Regions from separate parts of the Homo sapiens genome. Here region 2 is linked to region 1. A link is an interaction called in ENCODE POLR2A ChIA-PET data of the cell type or tissue named here. Cell type or tissue: GM12878. All regions are shown on one strand. Links, peaks and the distances in the headings refer to the core of each region. The heading gives the core; the rest is flanking DNA. Region 1 overlaps SCAF11 (SR-related CTD associated factor 11). Region 2 overlaps ARID2 (AT-rich interaction domain 2).

Evidence for each region. ChIA-PET counts read pairs that join two places held together with the same protein. Peaks named below come from ENCODE experiments on the same cell type or tissue, not always from the same donor. Only the 100,000 strongest peaks of a DNase experiment are listed, where the experiment ranks them.
Region 2: POLR2A ChIA-PET joins it to region 1 with 5 read pairs; 2 of 35 experiments call an interaction of 5 or more read pairs at or near these places.

Annotation. Positions count from the first base shown.
Region 1 is chr12:45,983,038-45,985,959 of GRCh38, reverse strand. All of the region lies in intron 1 of SCAF11 (SR-related CTD associated factor 11), which reads left to right. Among named protein-coding and RNA genes, the nearest start is that of SCAF11, 6.1 kb to the left of the region's middle. In GM12878, for the core only: no CTCF peak of the experiment used is centred there; a DNase peak (open chromatin) is centred at 1,331; H3K4me3 peaks cover 1,047 bases; H3K27ac peaks cover 1,261 bases.
Region 2 is chr12:45,783,480-45,786,401 of GRCh38, reverse strand. The region is part of intron 3 of ARID2 (AT-rich interaction domain 2); the gene reads right to left. Among named protein-coding and RNA genes, the nearest start is that of ARID2, 55 kb to the right of the region's middle. In GM12878, for the core only: no CTCF peak of the experiment used is centred there; no DNase peak of the experiment used is centred there.

The sequences.
Region 1 (2,922 bases), core at 313-2,812:
AGAGAATGTTACAAGGAGATAGAAGTCAAGAAGAGAGAGTTGGGTCAAGTGTTGATAAGAGCTTAATAAGGTAAGAACTAAAAAAAATTCTGTTGAGTGTAACAATGTGAAGCTCATTGGCCTTTTGAACAAGCAGGACAGTAAGGTTCTTATTTTCAGATTGATGCTTCTCTAATTGCTTAACTAGATCTAAAAGTATTGAGATCAAAGTTTAAGAAATTATCACCCATATTACAGAAGATAGCTAATGTTTATCAGATATTTACTATGTGTCAGCCACTCTGTTGTAGACATTTTACATACATTTTCATTTGATCTTTTCGGTAGCCTTGCAATGTTGACTGTGTTAGTCCATTTTACAGAAATGAGTCTGGGGCTCTGGAGAAGTTAAATGACTTGTTAAGTGTCAGAGAAGTTGCTAAGTATCTATAGCTGGGTCCATCTGACTTTCGGCCTTCAGTTGTTTCACTGATCTAGAGGAACCTCTAGATCAGATTAAGGTACTAGAGCTCAAACAGAATGGTAAAATCTTCAGTATGGGGTATCTAAGAAGTATGGGGTAAGGGGTGCATCCCAGGACAGGATGTCAGAGCCTAAGTAGAGAAAAAAGTTATGCAAAGAAGGTAGGGAACAGCAAAGGCAATGGGAAACTGGCCACATGCAGGGGGTTGATCAAATTTAGTAAGTAATGATAATGAGTCAGAGTTCTCCTGGTGAGAAGGGAGTTATAAATTTGGTAATGGAGAAAACAAGAACAAATCTTGCGGACTGAAATTGGAGAAATTGGTACCAATTCATGGTTTTCTACACATAGACATTGAAATAATTAGAGCATCCAAATCTTGTTTTCTAAATACCTTTCTCCACTAAAAGCAACCACTCTTTGGAGGAATGGTTGATTCCAGTGCTGGGGCAGGGAAAGTACAAGGTGAGCTTCATTTTCTTATGTCCAAAAGTAAGGAAGTGGCTGGGTGTGGTGGCTCACACCTGTAATCCCAGCACTTTGGGAGGCCAAGGCAGGTGGATCACTTGAGGTCAGGAGTTCAAGGCCAGCCTGGCCAATGTGGCAAAATCCTGTCTCTACTAAAAATACAAAATTTAGCCAGGTGTAGTGGCCCATGCCTGTAATCCCAGCTACATGGGAGGCTGAGGCACAAGAATCGCTTGAACCTGGGAGGTGGAGTTTGCAGTGGGCCAAGATCACCACACTGCACTCCAGCCTGGGCGACAAAGTGAGACTCCACCTCAAAAAAAAAAAAAAAAAGGAAGTGCGAAGAGCAAGTCAAAAGAAAACAGAAACTATCTTGAAAGGCTTTCACTAGCCAAAGCTGAGATAATCTCGGAATAAATAAATAGCAAGTTTAATAAGGAATGGGCTATTTTACAGTCTCAAAATACTTTTCCACAAAAATGCATGTTAATTACCAATGGGACAAAAGTAACTTTACAGTGAAGACGCTTGGATGATATTACCTCAATCAAGTTATCAAAGTGCACATCATCAGTAATGAGACAAACAGAAATTGTATGCCATTTGACAGGACACAATGAGAAAAACACATCATAATTACTGTCAAATAGTGTACAACCTGAATCTAACCATAAGGAAATATCTGGCATCCTACAGAAAGAAAACTACATCTGAAAAAAAATAAAAGGAAGTATCAGGCAAACCCAAATTGGAAGACATTTTGCAACAGAACTAATCTATAAGCTTTAAGGAGTACAAACAAGGTCATGAAAGTCAAGACTGGGGGACTGTTCCAAGTTGAAGGAGTCTAAAAAGAAGTAATCCCTTTTTCTTTTTATTAAGGTAAAAAGAATCTTAATCTGGGTTCCCTCACTATTCGTAACATGAGCATTTTGCTCACTAACTTGGGCTCCAATGCCTCCAGCCAGAATAGCAGCATACAGACGTGTTCTTTTAAAGTTTATACTTATTCCTTTTTGTAAAAGATTATTATACCAACACTTTTAGTGAAAATTAAAAGTGTTCTCAATCTTTAAACCCTCTTGAGTAAATTTAAACCCTCTTAAGACTCACATCTCTATTAGGGATAAGACTAAACTTCTTCCTTTTTTATCCTTTCTTTTACCCTAGACTTCTCAGATGTACTTTTAGGGTTGTCTTTTTATTGTAATTTTGACAGTAAGGTAAAAATTAGTTCAGTCTTTGTGTGTGTGTGTGTGTGTGTGTGTGTGTGTGTGTGTGTGTGTTTTAGGTTTAGGAGTCAGTCAGACCTGGTTTTGAACTCTGGTTGTCCTAGATGACTGATTGTCACCTTTTATAGGTGATCTAATCAGTATCTCAATTTCCTCACCTAATTTTTTAATAACATTTATCTAAGTCCAGTGGTAATAGCAGCTAACTCTGTCTCTGTTCATACTCTTAAGTTAGCTTTGTTTAGTGGGTGATTTTTAAGCCTTTTTAATGCAGTGTTCTGTTGTTCAGTATTGACGGTGTTTTAATTTTTTAAATGTATCGTGTTCTGGTATTTTGAGGATTAAATGTGGAAAGGCATGCCAGAATGTGTAGTTCATTACGTAGTATATTGTAGGCATTCACTCTACCCATAGTTCTGAACTCCAGGTTTGTTGATATCTATGTGTCTATTAGGTCTGTGCCCTAGGGGAGCTTAGTCCTAATCAGGCCTTCTTTTTTGATATCTAGTCTTCTTTCCATTTTCTCCTAACTAGTTTCTCGTACTTTCCATCTCTCCACCACTGCCACCTTTCTGCTACTACATTAAGCTCAAAATCCCCAATTTAAACATCTTATAAACCACTTTCAAAACAAATAAATGGGAGAGAGATAGACTTGAAGTCCACCTAAGGAAACACAACGTAAGTCCTAATTGGACTTAAGAACATTAACTTTTTGCACTTTATTATCATTATTTTTCTTTACTTGCCTCAGTCGTT
Region 2 (2,922 bases), core at 218-2,717, 200 kb after region 1:
TTACAAATATTAAATCATATTGTCATATTATGTCAGAATGTGTATTTCAAATTTTGGCTTAAAGACTAGTCACCATACTTATAAGGATAAATCCATACCCTTTCTGTTCTATGTAGTTTTCTTAAGGATTCTTAACATTGGGCTAGATTTGTCCTCTACTTTAAGCAACCAAAAGGATCAAAGGACTTACTACCTTTGTTTTTCATTGATAGACCAGAAATAAAAAAGCTATATATGCAGATAAAAAATGTGTACAGTTAAAATTATATTTATAAATATGAATCACAGTATATAAAAGACTGTAACTTTCAGTCCCTTAGAGATTGACAGTATTCTTTCACAGAGCTATTCAATATTGGGCATTAAATAAAGGTTTTTTGAAATATGACCCTCTCTATAGCCTACATCAGCAGTCCCCAACATTTCTGACAGCAGGGAATGGTTTCATGGAAGACAATTTTCCCACAGACCACTACTGGTCCATGGCCCAGAGGTTGGGGACCACTGCCCTACACAGTAAATCTATTATTTCACTGGATCTTTTTTAGGATATTTCTATTTTAAAGGTAATAAAATATAAGACCTAAGTACTACAGGTTGAGTATTCCTTATCCAAAATGCTTAGGACCAAAACTATTTCAGATTTTGAATTTTTTTGGATTTGGGGGGGTGTTTTTGTGTTTTTTTGGGAATGTTTGCATTAAGCTTACCTACTGAGCTTCTCTAATCTGAAAATTCAAAATACTCCAATGAGCATTTCCTTTAAGTGTCATGTTGGCATTCATAAAGTTTCCAATTTTGGAGCTTTTCGGATTAGGGATACTTAACCTGTAGTAACTTGTGTAAGGTTTTTTTTTCCACTAACCCAGGGGCGTTGTACTTAGGCCTTCTAAATCATAGTTCATTGCTCTTTCACTACCACATAAATCAGCAGGTAAAATCATTCTCCCTGATCACAGGAGGAGAGGCAAAGATTTCTGTGCGTCTTATGGAAAACATCAATCCTAACCGAATCCTCTCATTTAATATAATGAAAGATGATGATGATGATATTAGTTACCAATTATTAAACACTATGAGGTAAGTATTACTAAAACCTTTTAGTAAGTAGAAAACTGAGGGTTGAAGAAGGTAAATAATTTACCTGAGGCCAAAGCTAGTTAAGTGATAGAATCAGAATTCAAACTTGTTTAACTTTAGGGCACTCTGTGCTCCTGTCTCTATAATTTACTATCTTTACCTTATTTTCCATCACCTCTACTCTGGCAAGAGAATATAAGAAAATAAGAAGAGAGGCTTCTTCGCCTGAAAGGCTGATAGGAAATTCTCTGGTTAGAACAAGGTTCTCCTTTCTTATGTCTAATACAGATTTCAGCTGTTTATTCATAATTTATTATAACAGAAAGATAAAGGCTCCAAGTATTAGCTTCTTAACGAGCTGTGTGGTATTAGGCAAGTCACAAACTTTTAAATCCACAATTTCTCCACCTGAAAAAAGGAATAACATTATGGATAATAACAACTGTGGGAATTAAGTAATATTTGTGTGTAAACTGACTCTCTATAGAAAGGCAGGAGTTTAAATATAAATAATATTTTCTTCGTATGTGGTCTGCCTGGAATTAGTCAAGAATATTACAATCACAAACAAAACCATCAAACAAACATATATACAAAAGATACTCATCTTACAAAGAATTAATCAAAACCTAAATATTCCACAATTTTTTCTTTTCTTGAGACAAGGTCTCACTCTGTCACTCAGGCTGGAGTGCAGTAGCACGATCTCGGCTCAGTGCAACCTCCTCCTCCTGGGCTCAAGTGATCTTCCCGCCTCAGCCCCCTGAAAGTAGCTGGGACCATACCCAGCTAATTTTTGTATTTTTTGTAGAGATGGTGTTTCACCACATTGCCCAGGCCACCGCCCCCAGCTTCATTTAAGTTTTTCTTATATAGGTCTTACATGTTTCTCATTGTGTTTATTCTTAGATATTATTATAAGTTGGATCTTTTTTTATTAATTTTAATTGGAATTGCTGGTATCATATTTTAAAATAGTAGATACTAAGTTTTGCATATTTGGCTGGATACTGTGACTTGTGTCTGTAATTCCAGAGACTCAGGAGGCTGAAGCAGGAGGATCACTTGGGGCCAGGTGTTCAAGACCAGTCTGGGCCACACAGCAAGACCCTCATCTCTAAAAATAAATAACTAAATAAATAAAAATAAAAATAAAACAAACAAATTAGCCAGGTACAGCAGCACACACCTGTAGTCCCAGCTACTCAGGAGGCTGAGGTGGGAGGACTGATTGAGCTCCGGAGTTTGAGGCTACAGTGAGCTACAATCTTGCCACTGCACTCCAGCCCAGGCAACACAGTGAGACCCTGATTCTAAACAAAATTAAATAAAAACTTTTTTGCATATTTATATTTTTGGATTCTGTCCACTTTATAGAAGTCTCTCATTAGGTCCAATAGTTTTCCCATTGTTTCTTTGCTTTCCTATTTAACTTAAAAGTAGTGATAATTTTCTCGTCTTTGTTTAGTGTTGCTAAAACAGAACACCTGAGATTGGGTAATTTATAATGAAAATAAGTTTATTTAGCCAATGGTTCACAATTTCAACAGACTGGTACTAACTGACCTGTTAGGAACCGGGCTGCACAGCAGGAGGTGAGTGGCAAGCCAGCGAAACTGCGCTCCACCTCCTGTCAGATCAGCAGTGGCATTAGATTCTCAAAGGAGCGTGAACCCTACTGTGAACTGCGCATGCAAAAGATTTAGGTTCCATGCTCATTATGAGAATCTAATGATGTAACGTAATGCACTTAATATCATCCTGAAACCATCCCCCTGCCACAGTCTGTGGAAAAACTGTCTTCCACAAAACTGTTCCCTGGTGCCAAAAAGGTTGGGGACC